Regions from separate parts of the Homo sapiens genome. Here all the other regions are linked to region 2. The links are chromatin loops, found by intact Hi-C in ENCODE. Cell type or tissue: heart right ventricle. All regions are shown on one strand. Region 1 overlaps ITPR3 (inositol 1,4,5-trisphosphate receptor type 3). Region 2 overlaps LINC00336 (long intergenic non-protein coding RNA 336). Region 3 holds the start of ITPR3-AS1 (ITPR3 antisense RNA 1). Region 4 overlaps UQCC2 (ubiquinol-cytochrome c reductase complex assembly factor 2).

Region 1 (4,000 bases), 88 kb before region 2:
AACCTCCACCTCCCGGATTCAAATGATTCTCCTGCTTCAGCCTCCTGAGTAGCTGGAATTACCAGTGTGTGCCAACACACCCGGCTAATTTTTGTATTTTTAGTAGAGACAGGGTTTCACCATGTTGGCCAGGCTGGTCTCGAACTCCTGACCTCAAGTGATCTGCCCACCTCGGCCTCCCAAAGTGCTGGGATTACAAGCATGAGCGACCACACCTAGCCAGAAACAAGGACTCTTAACACAGATCCCACTGCCACCATGCGGGGGATTCATGGATAGAAGCGGGGCCCATGAACAGAGATGGAGAAAATGTTACATCTTTATTTTTCCCAACCTCTAACCAAAATACAGCATTTCCTTCAGTGAGGAAATATTTGTGGCACCTGTAAGTCTGTCACCAATAAATATAACAGATGTTTTCACATCACCTCAGAGTTGTTAAATCACAAAATATCGTTTATATTCGTCGCTGCCTTGAAGTAGTGGTACTAATTACACCCACCAGTGCAGCTCGCTACTTTACGTATTAGTAAAGAGGCACATACATAACTGTCACTACTAATTTGTTTTCTCCAATATTTTGATAACTCGCTCCAAGCCACTGGTTCCCTTTGTCTTGTTATGTGCTTTATTTTATGAGTTTACAATCACCATTCTGAAAAGCAGTCCATAAGCCCTGCTAGACCCAGGCACAAGCCTGGCCCCAAGATGCTAAAAGCCCCCAGTGAGCCTCTGCCTCCAGCCCCTCAGGGCTTCGGGTGGATGGGATGCATGTCCCCACACTTCCGCCCTGCTGTGGGACTGGGGACGTTGTTCCAGCTGTCCAGCTACCTGACTCAAGTCCACTGCACAAGAGAGGCACACCTGCCCTGAGTAGGGGTGGAAGAATGACGGGATGACTGGGAACCAAAGGGCCCCCCAGATCTCTGGGACTGGGGAGGCAGGGGAGGGGCTGAGCACAAAGCCCGGTGAGGGTCTGCAGAGGGAATGGCAGAGAGGAAGAGCCAGCCCCCAGCCCAGGAACCCAGACCAGACCAAGAGGGGGTGTCGAGCCTCCCAACCCCACACACCCCTGCAGCTCAACCCTGGCCTCACCCCACTCCAAACATGGCCTCCGCCTGCTCCCCGATGCGATCCAGGTTCATGTTGGCAGCTGTGGGGAGAGGGGCAGATGGAAGCAGATTGTAGGCCCAGCCCGGGAAAGAGGGGAGCACAGGGAGACACTCAAACCACCCTCTTCCCTGCACTGGCTGCACAGCAGCTGCTCTGCCTGCCCCTTTCTGGGAAGGAACCAAGTAGGGGAGGAGCCACAGCCCCCTACTCCCCTGCAGGGCAGTACAAAGGGGGCAGAGATCCAGGCTGGGAGTCAGGAGACCAGATCCCGGTCTGGCTCAGCCTCTGACTGGCTGTCACCTCGAGCAAGTCCCTGCTGTTCTGTGAGCCTCAGTTTCCCCATTTGGAAAACGAAGGGAAGGATCCCTGCCCTTCCCCCTCACTGAGGCAATTAAATGAGACAGTGGAAAGAAAAGGCCTTTGCAGACTAGAAAAAGGAGCAGGGCTGAGGAGCTGGCTCCACCCCACTGCTGTGTATCCCTGGGAGAGTCGCACAGCCTCAGCCTGAAGGCAGGGCAGGGGCTTACTGGTAGAGTCGAAGGCAGGGGCTGTGCCATCAGCCCCACTGTCCTGCATGGGAAACACCTCCACAAACTCCTTCTTGAAGACAGACAGCAGGTAGGATATGCGGTAATCCAGGCGGACATTGAGGATGAACTGGAGAAGAGAGGAAAGGTCAGGTGAGGATGGGGTGAGGACTGATCTGAGGTCAGAAGGCCCTTCCTACTTTATGGGGGGCAGGGGGCAGGGAGCCCCCAAATAGGCTCTAGCACTTGGGGCAGCAGGGTCCTCAGCACAGTCATTTGGGATGCTCCAGGATGTCACAGCAAGAAAACAAGACCCCTCTCCCCAGGCCCAGGGTGCCCTCTCCCCAGCTCCTGCCCCAGTGATGGAGTATGAGGGCCTCCTCTCAGCATGAGGCAGCGAGCACCCCTGCGCCCGGCCCACTCAGTCCCTCTTTCCCAAGCTAGACACTGACAGGAAGGGGAATGAAGCCCCCAGGTCCAAAAACTGACTCTTGTCCTCCTATCCTGCTCAGCCAAACAGACCCTGGATACTCATGGGAGGGGAAACTGAGGCCTGTGAGGGAGGAGGAGAGGCTACTGTGGGGCAGACGTGAGGATGCAGGGCTTGCAGACATGGGTGAGTCACACAGTCTCATGGGGCACTGAGCCTTTGGCCAAGCCCCAGGATGCAGACATGGAAGGCCCAGCCCTCAGAATGAGTCAGAAGCTCCCTCCACTCTGACCGCCAGAGGTCCCCCACGGAGGTCACTGCACTACCCTTCCTGCCCTCCGGTGACAGCAAGGCAAAAGCAAGCATCCTCATCCCTCCTCGGGGATGAGCCCCTTCCTGGGGTGTGGCTGGGGAGTCTCAGATGAGACCACAACAGGGATGACTGCATCCACCTTGCCAAGAAATAGGTTCTTAAATCTCTAGCTCTGCTTCAAAATCCCTGTGACCTTGGGAAAGCACCCCCCGGCCCCCGCTTTTACCTCCCCGCTTTTACTTTCCCCATCTGTAAAATGGGAGAATTGAACTAGACTTCAGTGCACCTCAGAATCACCTGGAGGGTTTGTCACAACACAGCCCACAGGGCCCCTCTCCAGTGTTCCTGACTCAGTAGGTCTAGGGTGGGGCCGGAGAATGTGCATTTCTGTTTTTCTTTTTATTTATTTATCGTTATTACTATTTTTTTTAATAGAGACGGGGTCTCACCCAGGCAGGTCTTGAACTCTGAGCTCAAGCAGTCCTCCCACCTTGGCCTCCCAAAGCACTGGGATTACAGGCGTGAGTCACTGCGCACAACCGAGAATGTGCACTTCTAACAAGCTCCCAGGTGAGGCTGGCCCAAGAACCACACTGTGGGAACCGCTGGGCCTGACAGCCAGTCACGATGGAGACTTCCAGTACTAAATACTGAGATCTGAAGGGGTTCGCCCTGCCCAGCCTCCCTGTACCCGCCCCATTACCCTCCCCCTATACCCAACACCTCCCACACGGTCCTGGCCCAGGCACCTGAAGGATTTCCAGGATCTTCAGCTTGGTCTCCATCACCACAATGTCCTCATTCTCCTCAAACTTGCTTCTGTCCAGCGGCTCAGCAGCACTGGCCCCAGCAGACAGGCTGGGGGCACTGAAGACGGACTGCTTGCGGCTCAGCACCATGGTGGACATCATGTGCCCCACGCCCTGGATGGACCGCCGCACATTCTTGCCTGTGGAGGGGGAAGCAGAGGAGGTTGCCAAGGAGGTTGTAGAGGCTGTACACAGGGGTCCCTGGTCTGATGAGGGAGGCAGAGGATGCATAATCTGTTTATGTCAGCTGCAGGGCAAAGCCTTGCTAAGGAAGGGACAGGGCTAACCCAGGAAGGCTTCCTGGAGGACATGAGCTTTAAGCAAATCTGGGAAAAGAAGGAGGTGTCAGGGCAAAGGTGAGCTGTGTGGGGAGATGACTGAGAATTTTCTGTAGGAAACCATGAGAGCAGCTACACAGCCTGGGGGCTGAGAGGACACTGCGGGGAGGACAGCCCCGAAAACCAGTGCCAGGCTCTAGGCACCTTTTGTTTAGATGACTTTATGCAGCCTGGGAGTGTCTGGGAGGGCAGGGCTGCCGCTCAACCCTCAGACAGGCTGTGCCTCCCTCCTCCTCACACACACGATGACAGAGCTGTCTCGCTCCTCCCTCACTATCTCCCCTCAAGACCAAGCAGGGTTGGAAGGCAACTCCCACAGACCCGGGGTCTCCAGGGAGTCCGGGCAGGGACCCCTCTGGTCCTGCTGAGGTGGGAGGGGCTTGGGCCCAAGATATCCCCTTGAGGCAGAGCCAGGTTGGGTGGGGGGAATGCGGGGCTGGGGAAGGTGTTGATCTGAGGGAACTTCCTGT
Region 2 (4,000 bases):
TACACAGACTGTCAGGGCAAATGTCCACTGGATAAAAGCATGAGATGATGAATGGACGGAAATTAACCAAAAAGGTCATCAACACATTTTCAACAGATCCATCAATGTGCACTCAAAGAAGCTGAGACAGGCCTAACCTTTAAAGGCTGATGTCAAGGAAGGGGAGCAGCAGGATGGTACTCGGTCTGACCCAGCGGGGTCGCTCCCCTGAGCCTATGTGTGTTTGGAGTGGACGAGAATGGGAGAGAGATTAGAAAAACAGCAGCATCATGTGAATTACAGATGCACAGGAAAGCTTACAGCCTGTCTAGACAAATTCACTTATGTTACAGATGAGGAAACTGAGGCTCAGAAAGAGGAAGGGACTTGCCCAAGGCCACATAGCAAAGGAATAGCAAAGTTGAGACAAAAATAATGGACATTGTGACTCTGAGTCAAGTGAGAAACAGAGAGACTGATGGAGAAGTGTGTGTGTGTGTGTGTGTGTGTGTGTGTTTATGTGCATGCAGTGTGCACTCACTCAGGGGGCCAGGGTCCTGAATTTAGAAACACTACCACCAAGAAGGCATTATGCCTACCCTACCCAGGCAGTGGGGGCTGGAGCCAGGGCCTGGGGGCTGGAACCAGGGCCCAGGGCCTGGAGGGGATGGTAAGCCTCCAGCCCCACCTTCTCCAGGAAGGGGTTGGTGGTCTGGCACGGGCCAAGCGTACCTGGCCATCCACAATGCTCACCTCCACCACGGTGATCTCTGGCCGGGTAAGCAGCTCTCGGCCCTCTTGGCTGCCTAGCTTCCAGAGGCGGGACTCTTGCTGCATTCCCAGAAGCTTCTTCAACTCCGACTCCAGGAAACCTGAGAGCCAGAGAGATGGCAAGGGACAGGGAGATGGCAGGGAACAGGCAGGAGTAGGATGGAGCAGCCCACTGGGAACCCAAGGACCCGGAGGTGCAACCGCTCCCTGAGCCTCATCCCAGCTCTGTGTGGTTCCTGCTCACCCTCAGCCACAGCCCTCTCTTCTTCCAGGACGTAGAGCCAGCCAGGTACCACCCCTCCTTCGCCCTGCCTTCCCCAGGAAGCTCACTCTTTGAGGGCCTTCTCTGGCAGCGGCAGCATGAGAGCCTGCGTCTTCACCCACTGGGGACAGCATGCAAAGGGCAGGTATTTGCCCCCACCACCAACCAACTCAAGAGCCTGGATCTGGAACCCAAACTGCCTGCACTCAAGTCCCAGCTCTGCCCATCACTAGCTGTGTGACATCGGGCAAGTTCTCACTGTGAACTGGAGATGGCAATAGGACCTACCTCAGAGTCGTAAAATGCAGGATTTTATGAAAAGTGCTTAAAGAGGGTCTGCCCCATTAATGGCTATGTAAATGTGAACCACGATTTTCATCATATTATGTATGCTATCACCACTAACCCAACTGCTGTCCATGTCTGGGCTGCCCGGGGCTCTACTGGCAGAGAGGACCCTCTGGGGCTCTGTCACAGCAGTGCATGATGGGAAAACCAGGGATGGAGGCAGCCACTGAAGGCGTTAGAAGCCTCTGGGCTGGGGGAAAGGGTGGTGCTTGAGTAGTACCACCCCCGCAGTCACCACTTCCCAAACCCAGAGGAAGACCCGTTACACCTAGTGTGGCCTCCAGCCCAGCCACACGCTGCTCCCTGGTCTCGGGTGGTCCTCTTAGGTCCTCTGGTACCATCTGGTGGTACCTGCTGGTATTGCACCCCTGAGCCGCCGGCCAAAGCGAGGCTTCCTGGACCTGGGGGCACGTGGGAGGGGAAGGGCGGAAGCCCTTACCCACTGTGTCTGTGGATCTGAAAGCCTTGTTCGGTGGCGACTGGAGGGCAACAATGCCTGGGACACAGAGCTTGAATGAGCTGTCCTCTTCCTTCATTTTCTCTTCCTCACTTTTCTCCTCGCTGGGCAAACCTTGGAGAGGAGTCCAGCCAGTCTCTGAGCAGGTGAGGAGGCCCAGGACCCCAGGCCTGCAGCCCCACCCCACCCCTAGGCAAGACAGGAAGCAGGAGGCAACATGTCCCTAAAGGCTAAGAAAGGGGACTGCTCCTTCCAGGCCCAGGCCACATATTCTGGGGCCCAGCCTGATGTGGGAAAGGCCCCAACCCATGCCTCATGACCCCATCACCCACAGACCTTGGCCATGGCCGAGTTTTGAAGCTCCTTGTCCAAACTGTGGAAGTGGTTCCAAGGAGTTGCCTCCACCCTGGAAGAGGCCAACACGCAGTCTCCTGTGAATGGGTGGTGGTCACTGACAGGCTGGCAGCAAGTGGGGTGGTCCAGGCCTTGGAGGGCAAGCACACAGGGGGCTGAGTTGTGGGTGGGGTTGTCTTGTTTTCTTTAGCAAATGCCTACTGTGTGCCACACACCGTTCTGGGCATTTTACAAAGAGTATCTCAGTTCATCCTTGCAACTTCCTTCAAGGATAGCTACTATTATATTCCCACTTTAAAGACGAGGAAACAGACGCAGAGAGGTTGAGCAAGCTGCCACCCATCGCACGGCTCAGCATGTTAGAACTGGCATTTGAACCCAGGCAGTCTGACTCCAGCAGTCCCTCAAAATGTGTCCCGTGTCCTGCCAGGCCCCACACCCCTAAGAAGTTCTACAGGAAGAGGGTCCGTTTCTGGCGCTTCCCCTATGCCTATGGCCACCACACTCACCTTCAAGCAGACACTCCTTCTCCCTGGTGGAGGGCTCAGGGCTGACCTCACGGGGCCCTGTGGCTCTCTGCAGGTATTCTTCCTTCAACTGCAGGATCTGGATAAAGTGGCTGCTAATCCCAAAGCACAGTCAGGTGAGGGAGGCAGGTGGGGCTCAGAGATGTGACAGAGACCCCCTAAACCTCCCCCAAGGCTCACCTACAGGTCTGCTGGCCCTCTGCAGCCTTCCTCTCCCATCAGCCCCCTGCTCTGCATCTGGGGTCCTCATCATAGAGGGGGATTATCGCTCTCAAAAGTAGGGTGATGAGGGGGTGGGGAACAGAGAGAGGTGGGTCCCTGTCCTCACAGGGGATGGCTGCCAGGCCTGTAGAAGGAGCTGGGAGCAACAGGACCCCCCGTCCCTCTGGCCCTGGCATATTCCCTTTCTACTCCCTAGCCTGTCCTCTTTCATATCTGGTATCCCCCATCCACAACCCCTCACTTGTGGGAGGACCCCATCTCTCCCTCCTTCCCAAACCAAATCCCCATCTCCAGCCTCCTCCCCACCAGATGCTTCTGTCCGTTGGCCCCACCCACATCTCCCTGTCCTTCCCCACCAGGTGCCCTGTTCCAGACCTTTACCCACCCAAGGCCTCCCTCCCCAGACCCTCCCCAGCATGGGTCCCCCATCTCAGGCCCATGCCCTTCCCCCATCTCATGTCCAGGCCTCTTCTCAGTACCTCTGTCCCAGGCCTTGCCAACCTGGGTACCCCCCAATTCCAGCCCCTCACCTGTCTGAGGCCCCTGTTTTCCCAGAGGCGTCCCCTGCTGGCTCCTTCCCCTCCTTCTCAGGCAGGTTGCCCAACACCTCCTGGCTTGCTATGGGCAGAACTGACTTCACCTCTCCGCCAGGCCTTCTTGCTCTTGCAGGTGTAGGTCACCATACGCCCCATGCCCAGCTTTAAGGGAGGCTGCTGTGACCGTTTTGAGAAGCCCCTGGGTATGGCCACAGAGAAGGGGTGGGGCGGCAAGGCAGATGGTCCCGGCCCCCTCCTCCTCACATGTCCCTCTTGGCTCATCATCAGGGAAATGGCACCCTGGTGGCGGAACATGGAGGAGCAGCCTGAAATTCATGATCAGGGCTTCGGAGCTGGGGCCTCCATCCTGAGAAGGTCCCCAATTCAGATCCTGTAACAGCCACCCCAGGACCAACTGCTTAAGAACAGGAAGAGTTTTCAAATTAAAACCTCCAGTTGGAAACTTCCCAGAATTCTGGGAAGCAAAGACTGGGGAGGATGGGAGGTTGGGGGAGATTAGTTGGAGGTAGAGGGGGCAGGGGTT
Region 3 (4,000 bases), 48 kb before region 2:
TGCTTGGCCAATCAGAGAAGGTGTGGGAGAAGCAGGAACTGCTCAGAGCCTTGAATAATTCATAGAATTTCCTGTAAGATATTAGTGAATCAGATTAGCTGGTTGTCTCTTAGCAAAGCCCTGAAGGGAGGGGACACAGGATGGATGAATTTTGATGGCGAGAGAAAGAAAGCATTGACTGGGGTGATGGAGCCGCAGGGCAGCATGGAGGTTGTGCAGCTGAAGAGAGGCTGGCGGCAGTCCCCACAGCCCCCATCTTGACCGGTACACAGGGCCTTGTAGCGGGGGAAAGAGGAAGAGGCCGCAGAGTCCCCCTCCTCAGAGGGTCCCTGTCTGAGGAAAAAACTCATCCTCATCCCTGACCCCTCCACGCCTCTCCTGGGAACTCCTTGTCTGGGTCACACATGCAGGAAAGACATGCAAATTTGGGGGCCAAAGCGTTTTTCCTCACCCCTCTGGACAAGCCCACCTGGTCATTAGGTGGATGTCCATTTGTCCGAGCCCACGCTGGCACAGCTTCTGAAGCCCCGCCTCTCCAGCTCAGCCCCTCCCCATGCCAGTGCCCAGCAGTCCACAAAGCAAGGAGTGCAAACAGAAGCCACTTAGAGAAGGGAGGGACCGGTCAGAAGGGGAGCACGGATTCCGGAGGGGAATTCAAACAAGGCTGGGAAGGAAAACATCCCAGATGTGCAGCTGAGCAGACGACAACGGTCTGTGGAAGGGACTGGAGCAGAGAAGCAAGCCCTGGGCAGGGCTACGGAAAGCAGGGAGGGTCGGTCAGGAGTGAGGACTTGGGAGGCAGGAGATGGGACCTTGGGCATTTTCTCCCGGGTCCGCCAGGACCAGCAAAACAGGCATCATCTGGGAATGCTAAGCTCCATTCTGTGTCCCCCAAGAACCTCCAAGAGGTGGCACCTTGCCACCTTGCCTTCCTTGTTTTATTCTCCAGAAGTTGAGCGCAGCCCCCACCTGGTGTGTGTAGATAAAGAAGGTGGCCCTGGGCAGATGTTTGCAGGGTCCCACCGTGCCCCCAAGCTCCCCTCACCCGTGTCTCTGTGCGTACTCATTAGGCCTAAGGGATCCCATGAAGGTGATCTCTGGCGACAGGGGAGCAGGAGGGGACGGGAGGGAGCGTCGCGTGAAGTCATTAACAGATAAGCAAGAAAGCTCTTATCAGATGGCCTGTCGGGAGACCTGGGGCCAGAGGGAGGGCCGAGGGCCGGGACACAAGTTAGGCAAGTTTGCATGGAGAGGGAGCCTCACCGGGCGAGGCCGCGACCTCCCCATCGCTGCGTGGTGGGAGCGGTTCTGGGTCCGCGCGGCTCCGGAGAGCGTAGGTCTGGCCTCCCTGGCCCCGCCCCGGCCCGGCCCGGCCCCGCCCCGCGCCCGCCCCGCGCCCGCCCCGCCCCCAGCCTGGCCCGGCCCGCGAGCTCCGGGCGTCCGGCCCCGGCCCCGGCCCCGCCCCCGCCCCCGCGGCGAAGCGAAACTCGCCGTCCCACGTGCAGCCGTCTCCCACGACGCGCCGCCGCCGCCAAGGGAGGGCCAGCGCGGCCTCGCCCCGGCCTGCCTCCGACTGCCGGCCGCTGCCAGGACGCCGCGCCTCCGCCAGACGCGCCCGGGGGCGGGGCGGGTGATGTGCCGCTGCGCCCGCGCTTTCCTGCTCTCCCCCGCTCGTCTGCCCGCGGAGGGCGGCCCCGGGGTACCCCTCCCCACCTGATGGCACCGACGTCCCTGGCCTTAGCGCCCCACCCCGACTCTTCCTCATGGCGGGCACCTGTGTTTATCAAACTAGCCGGACCACAGGTGCCCTGCTGAGTGCGCACCGGGCGCTGAAACCAGAGCCGCGCTCTACAGGGGTAAGTGGCCGCTTCGCTTCACCCCCCTCTCGCCAACGCCTCCCCACAAGGTCCCTCCACCCACGGGCCCCAGAAAAGACCTGTTCCCACCCTTTACCAGCCCACCGATCTCTCACTGTCCAGCCTCTACTAGGATGACGCCCCATCCCACTCCTGCCATCTCAAGGCCAAGCTGAGGCTCCCGTGTGGTTCCCTGCCCACGCCCCGCTACGCCCACCACCGGCATCGCCCCTCACCTAGAGGCCGGTGGTACCCCAGCCAAGATCACAAAAAAACTGCCCCTCCATCGCGCGACTCTATAGTTTATCAATCGTTTTTACATCCAGTATCTCATTGTGTTCTTACCACAGTCCAGAGTGAGGCCCACAGAGTGGATGGAACCCCTGAGCCACACAGCTGGTCAGAGAATGGCACAGACACAACCCAGGCCTCCATCTACTCGACAGACCTCACCACGAGCCTACTATGTGCTGGGTGTGGTCCCCACCCTCTGGGATCTCCTGCGACCACGCTGAGTGCCGAGGACAGGAGCCCTGTCTACACCTGTGTGTCCCCTTCTCCCCTCCAGGACCAGCCCAGCAGAGGCTCAGGAGCCCAGAGGACAACAGTCCCTGCAGTGCGCCTTCCATCCACTGGGAGGCACAAGACCAGTCTGAACAGCAGAGGGAGCAGGAGGATGGGGCTACAGGGAAAGGGTCCTGGCTGGAGGCCTGTGGGCAGGCAGGGCTGTTCTGGGCCCTCTGGAGAGGAGCTGGTTGACAGCTTGTTCTAGGGTTGCAGGAGGGCACAGTCCCTGAAATGCCCACGGGGTCTACACCCCAAGACCTTGATCTGAGGTAGGAGAGGAAGACAGCTGCATCCCATTCTGCCCCATTCCACCCTGCGTGGACTTTGAGATCCAGGTGGGCGCCATGGGAAAGGTAGCAGGGTGGGTCAGTGCTGTCTGGAAAGATTAGATAAGGAGGAGGAAGGGAGCTAGATAGAAGTGGGGCAGGTGACTATCAAGGAGCCTGACTCAAAACCTACCACCTTGGCCACCATCAGAGCACCATGGGAGGGGGAATGACAGACTGGGGGAATGACAGACTGGGGAAATCCCCGAGGGACCCTGAACAACCCTCCCCCCACCCCCATTCAGCTGTGGATGAGAAAACTGTCCCTGGGGCATGGAGGAGAAACTGACCCGCCCAGGTCACACAAGTTAATGGAACAGCAAGTTCCAGATCCCAGGTCTTCTGGCTCCCAGCCCCAGACACTGGCTGTGGGTGGAGGATTACCCAGGTGCCAAGGCAAGAGACTGAAGGCACAAACTGTTTCAGTATAATAAAAAAAATAGAATAAGAATAGTCATAATACAAATTAGATATAGAGATGATCATGGACAATTAGCAATCACTATTAATCTTTAGCTTTTAATATTACTCTTTGTTGCATTACTAATATAACCTAGGAATAACCGGTGGGTATAGGGTCAGGTGCTGAAGGGACATTGTGAGAAGTGACCTGGAAGGCAAGAGGTGAGCCCTCTGTCACGCCCACATAAGGGCCGCTTGAGGGCTCCTTGGTCAAGTGGTAACGCCAGTGTCTGGGAATGCACCCGTTAATTAGCAGACCGCGAAAGGGAGTCTCCTTTCCTTGGAAGAGTTGGGGAACACTCTGCTCCACCAGCTTCTTGTGGAAGGCTGGATATTATCCAGGCCTGCGCGCAGTCATCCGGAGGCTTAAACCCTTCCCTGTGGTGCTGTGCTTCAATGGTCCCACTCCTTGTCCACTTTCATGCTCCTCCCGTACTCCTGGTTCCTCTTTGAAGAGCGCAGTAGATAGCGGTAGAAGAAATAGTGAAAGTCTTAAAGTCTTCGATCTTTCTTACAAGTGCAGAGAAGAAAACGCTGACATATGCTGCCTTCCCTCTCTGCTTCGGCTACCTAAAAGGGAAGGGCCGCCTATCCTGTAATCACATGACTTGCTTCACCTTGTCAATCACTTAGAAGATTCACCCTCCTTACCCTGCCCCCTTGTCTTGTATGCAATAAATATCAGTGACCCCAGCCGTTCAGGGCCACTACTGGTCTCCGCGTCTTGATGGTAGTGGTCACCCCGGCCCAGGTGTTTTTTCTTTATCTCTTTGTCTTGTGCTTTTATTT
Region 4 (4,000 bases), 110 kb before region 2:
AGGCCTCAGTGTTCTGGGCCATCTCCTTTCTAGCAGGACCTAACTGTGGTCCTGGCTTGGTTCTCCTCAGTTTACACATTTTATCTTAAATGTTGCCTTCTTCATGTTTCTTTCCTTCTTGTAGAGTTTCAGCAGCTCCCCACTTATCATAGATTGAGAACTCAGATGATTTTTTTTTTTTTTGCCTTTGCTAAAAGAATCTGTTGGTCTGAGGCCGGGCATGGTGGCTCATGCCTGTAACCCCAACACTCTGGGAGGCTGAGGCAGGTGGATCGCTTGAGGTCAGGAGTTCGAAACCAGCCTGGCCAGCATGGTGAAACCCTGTCTCTACTAAAAAATACAAAAATTAGCTGGGTGTGGTGGCACATGCCTTTAATCCCAGTTACTCAGGAGGCTGAGGCTGGAGAATTGCTTGAACCCAGGAGGCGGAGGTTGCAGTGAGCCAAGATTGCGCCACTGCACTCCAGCCTGGGCAATAGAGTGAGAGACTGTCTCAAAAAAAACAAAAGAATCTACTGGTCTGGCCTGAAGCATCCCACAGGATTCCTGCCTCCTCTTCCTTGCTGACGGCATCTCCTCCCCCAGGAAGGCCTGCCCTTCTCCCTTCTGCTTGCTGACCTTCTGCTTGCTGACCTTCTGCTGTGCTTCCTTCAGAACCTAGCATTGTCTCACTTCCATCATGCACTGACCACTTGAGCATGCGGGGACTCCCCCACTGAGTCCCTGTAGCCCACTCTGCCCAGCACCCCCTTTGTTAGGCACGCCTTTCCAACCTTACATTTCTATTGTGGCATCTCCCACTGCAGCTGGTGTCGTGGCTCACAAGTCACAGATGCTCAACAAATGCTTGTTTGCTGATTAATTGATCTGATTTTTCTGTAGGTTGGGGAGTTGATGAGGCAGAGCTATGCCTCCAAAAAGTAGTTTCTAATAGCAGAGCTGTAGTCCAGGTTTGCTTCCCGCAGAGTGGAGAAGCCAGTGCTAGCTGCAGGCCTGCTTCATGTGAACGCTTTATTAAGTATGGTCTTTCCTCAAGGTACAGACACTGTGGGAGGCAGGACTCCTTTGCTCACCTCCTTTGGGATTCTTTGCTTTTCAGGTTGCAGAGCCTGAGGCCTGTGATCAGATGTACGAGAGCTTAGCGCGACTCCATTCAAACTACTACAAACACAAGGTGAGTGGGCCACAGTCTTTTATATACCCAGCTTTCTGACGGGACAACTAATAAGAATGAGTGAAAATCTGATTAGGTAATGTTTTGTAAAGACTTGGCTTTGCTGCGTTCAAATGAAACCAGTAATTTCAACCAAGCCAACAGAGGTGCCTGGTAGAGGCTTTTAGGCCACCTAAATAAAAGCTATTTAAAATTGTGAATATAGGGAAGAAACAAAACCAATTATGAATAGAAGCCATGTATTTGATATGCCAGTGTGTGCTCCTGGGAATGTCTGACAGCCATTGGATTTATACCTATTTTCCCATCCACTCTGACGGAACTGACACCTCCCCACATTCTGGTGATAAAGATGGGATGATTGGGAAAGTGCCCTCCTTTTACGGAGCTGGGCCCAACATGATTACTGTCAAATTCCATTTAGAGTGGTTTTTCCCATACTTGAAAAATATGCTCATTAACTCCACAAACATTTGTGGCCATATGCCTATGTGGAAAATTGATTTTTTCTAAATCCTCCCTGCTAACATGTGATCCATGAGCAGCAGCATGGGCATCACCTGGGAACTGGTTAGAAATGCAGAATCAGGGGCCCCACCCATACCTGCGTTTTCCAGGGAGGACTCACGGGTACATTATAGTTGGAGCTGCCTCCTGGAGACTGTACTGGTTCTTGCGAGGCCAAGTCTTGACCTCGAGGTGGCGCTGCTCTTCTCCTTGCTAGGCCTCCTGGCCTCTGGTTGCCCAGGGCCTAGGTGAAATGCAGTTAGAGAGCAGGGCTTGTGTGCTGATCTCTCCCCTCCCTTCACTTCCTTTCTGCCCCGGTGACCAGTACCCTCGCCCCAGAGACACCAGCTTCAGTGGCCTGTCGTTGGAAGAGTACAAGCTGATCCTGTCCACAGGTAATGAAAGCACAGCTGCCTTTTCTCATTGGTTTGCAAATGATTCTGAGTTTGAGTGGCCAAGGGGAATTGTCTAAGAAGACAGTTTTGCTTGATGGAAAGTCTTGTAGAACAGCCCAGAGGAAATTCTGAAGCTACAGGGCGCATGCATTTTGACCATATACTGTGGAGAAGGTCAAAGGCGTTATTTAAAAAAGAAAATCTATCTTTAGGGCTTTTAAATTCAAGGCTGGGCATCAGGGAACAGAGGAATACCTATTTGCCAAATGGAAGTAGTTGAAATCAGGATGGAAGGAAAATAATTTTATTTTTATGGTCTTAAGAGGGCTTTATAAACAATGAAGGTTTTAATTAAAACAAAAAACCATTCAATAAACGTGTTTGGGGATATCCGCCTAAGAGTTATGTGACCCAGGGGACGTGGTCTGTGGGTTAGATATGAGTTTAACTAGGTATGTTTTAGAGTCATTGATAGACTCTGATTATCAAGAAAGGAAACATCCTGCCAAGCCCGTCCTTTCCTTACTTCCCTATCTCCATTGTCCCTAAGGAGGGGGGCCGGAGAGCCAGGGATGAAGTAGGCAGGTACTGGAAAATTACTATTTTTGTTGCCAAGTATATTATATACAAAAATAGGTTAACCTTTTCTGGGAGGGCATGGCCCTGACACATTTCCTTCTGGTATTCTAGAAATGTGTCTTTCCTCTTCTTCTGGCAGCCTTCAGCAACTTAAGTTTTGAGGATTTGGGCTTCTAGAAAACTCTCTTCTGAGATTAAAACCTGGTGGTGTCACCTGCTATTACATGTCAACTCTAACCCTATTTTTATTCCAGTACTCTCTGGGAAACTGTGGTGAAGATATTTTGGCCAGGCAGAATCACTTTATTGGCAATTTTTTTTAATGTGTAAATTTACTCCTATATCCCTGGGTCCGTGTAATTAGCAGCATTGATGCACATTATTGTGAGGGCCCTGGACAGTTTGAGCAAAGTTTGAACTTGAAGTGAGGGCGGAAGTAAGTTCCAGAGGCCCTGCCTCTGCCCTCTGTTTTGTTCACCTCAGGGCAGCCTCTGCAAGTGGAAAACAGGCAGCAACGAAGGCTGGGAGATAGTCCCGCCATTGGTCCGCGCTGCAGCTTGTTCTGGCAGCGAGTTTAGTTCAGGAAATTTGCTGAGAATTTGTTTTCACAGCAAGCCTCATATTTTTGTTGCAAATTGTGTGGCGTAAGCTTACCAAATGTTTCCTCTGACAGGACAAGAAAAGACCTGCAGCACCTTGTAGTGAGAGGCTTTGAGGGCCTGGCAAGTCTGAAATGTGCTGTGTTCTGGGTTATGTGTGTGTCCACCCTGGGATTGGGGTCATGGAAAGCGCCTAAGGGAGGCCTCAGTGTCCACCTGGACACTGGAAACATGGACTTCTGGAAAAGCTCCAGAGCAGGGGCTTTTTTCTGTTACCTTTTTTGGTCAGAAAAGATACTCTTTTTTTCTCCAGTAGTTTTGTTAACGTGAAAATTTAGGCTGGTAAAGCAAAACAATATTATAAGAATATCTAAAATTTAACATGCACGTAAAATTAGATTTCATGGAACATTAGCCCTAGAGACTTTAGACAAATGGTTCCGTACTGGGGGGATGGTTTTGCCCCCCAGGGGACATGTGGCAATGTCTGGAGACATTTTTAGTTGTCACAACTGGTGGTGCGGGCAGCGGTGCTACTGGCATTAGTGGGTAGAGGCCAGGATGCTTTGAAACAGCCTTCAGTGATGCACAGGCCAGCCCACGACGAAAAATTATCTGGCCCAAAGTGTTGGTAGTGCCAAGGCCAAGAAACCCTGCTTTGGTTCCTGGGTGTAGGGACGTGTATGTTCTTAAACAAGAGCCCCTCCCGCCTGCATTGTGGTGGATGATGGCTGCCTTTTCATTGA

The links. Peaks named below come from ENCODE experiments on the same cell type or tissue, not always from the same donor. Only the 100,000 strongest peaks of a DNase experiment are listed, where the experiment ranks them.
Region 1: a loop joins it to region 2, with 10 times the contacts of the local background. A loop is called at or near these places in 39 of 110 quality-filtered maps.
Region 3: it touches region 2 in a loop (2.2-fold over the local background); 71 of 110 quality-filtered maps call a loop at or near these places.
Region 4: a loop joins it to region 2, with 9 times the contacts of the local background. A loop is called at or near these places in 99 of 110 quality-filtered maps.

Annotation. Positions count from the first base shown.
Region 1 is chr6:33,671,361-33,675,360 of GRCh38, reverse strand. It overlaps ITPR3 (inositol 1,4,5-trisphosphate receptor type 3), which reads right to left. Exons shown (of 58, transcript NM_002224.4): 22 at 3,133-3,332; 23 at 1,641-1,770; 24 at 1,096-1,153. Among named protein-coding and RNA genes, the nearest start is that of MIR3934, 25 kb to the left of the region's middle. RefSeq lists an enhancer at 1,604-2,125. In heart right ventricle, a CTCF peak has its summit at 2,363; a DNase peak (open chromatin) is centred at 2,300.
Region 2 is chr6:33,583,521-33,587,520 of GRCh38, reverse strand. LINC00336 (long intergenic non-protein coding RNA 336) reads left to right here. Exons shown (of 2, transcript NR_027908.2): 2 at 1-1,417. It also overlaps the pseudogene GGNBP1. Among named protein-coding and RNA genes, the nearest start is that of BAK1, 5.2 kb to the right of the region's middle. RefSeq lists enhancers at 1,424-1,513, 1,436-2,430. In heart right ventricle, CTCF peaks have their summits at 1,711 (motif pointing left) and 3,742; a DNase peak (open chromatin) is centred at 1,710; H3K4me3 peaks cover 326 bases; H3K27ac peaks cover 1,487 bases.
Region 3 is chr6:33,631,220-33,635,219 of GRCh38, reverse strand. All of the region lies in intron 1 of ITPR3 (inositol 1,4,5-trisphosphate receptor type 3), which reads right to left. It overlaps ITPR3-AS1 (ITPR3 antisense RNA 1), which reads left to right and starts at 1,475. Exons shown (of 2, transcript NR_134628.1): 1 at 1,475-1,856; 2 at 2,207-3,976. It overlaps LOC124901305 (a long non-coding RNA gene), which reads right to left. Exons shown (of 2, transcript XR_007059550.1): 2 at 3,249-3,781. RefSeq lists an enhancer at 102-648 and a silencer at 1,356-1,685. In heart right ventricle, a CTCF peak has its summit at 2,485 (motif pointing right); DNase peaks (open chromatin) are centred at 974, 1,209, 1,349 and 2,450; H3K4me3 peaks cover 1,309 bases; H3K27ac peaks cover 1,670 bases.
Region 4 is chr6:33,698,520-33,702,519 of GRCh38, reverse strand. UQCC2 (ubiquinol-cytochrome c reductase complex assembly factor 2) reads left to right here. Exons shown (of 4, transcript NM_032340.4): 2 at 1,100-1,174; 3 at 2,007-2,076. Among named protein-coding and RNA genes, the nearest start is that of MIR3934, 2.4 kb to the right of the region's middle. RefSeq lists an enhancer at 3,989-4,000. In heart right ventricle, a CTCF peak has its summit at 1,853 (motif pointing right); a DNase peak (open chromatin) is centred at 1,856; H3K27ac peaks cover 1,572 bases.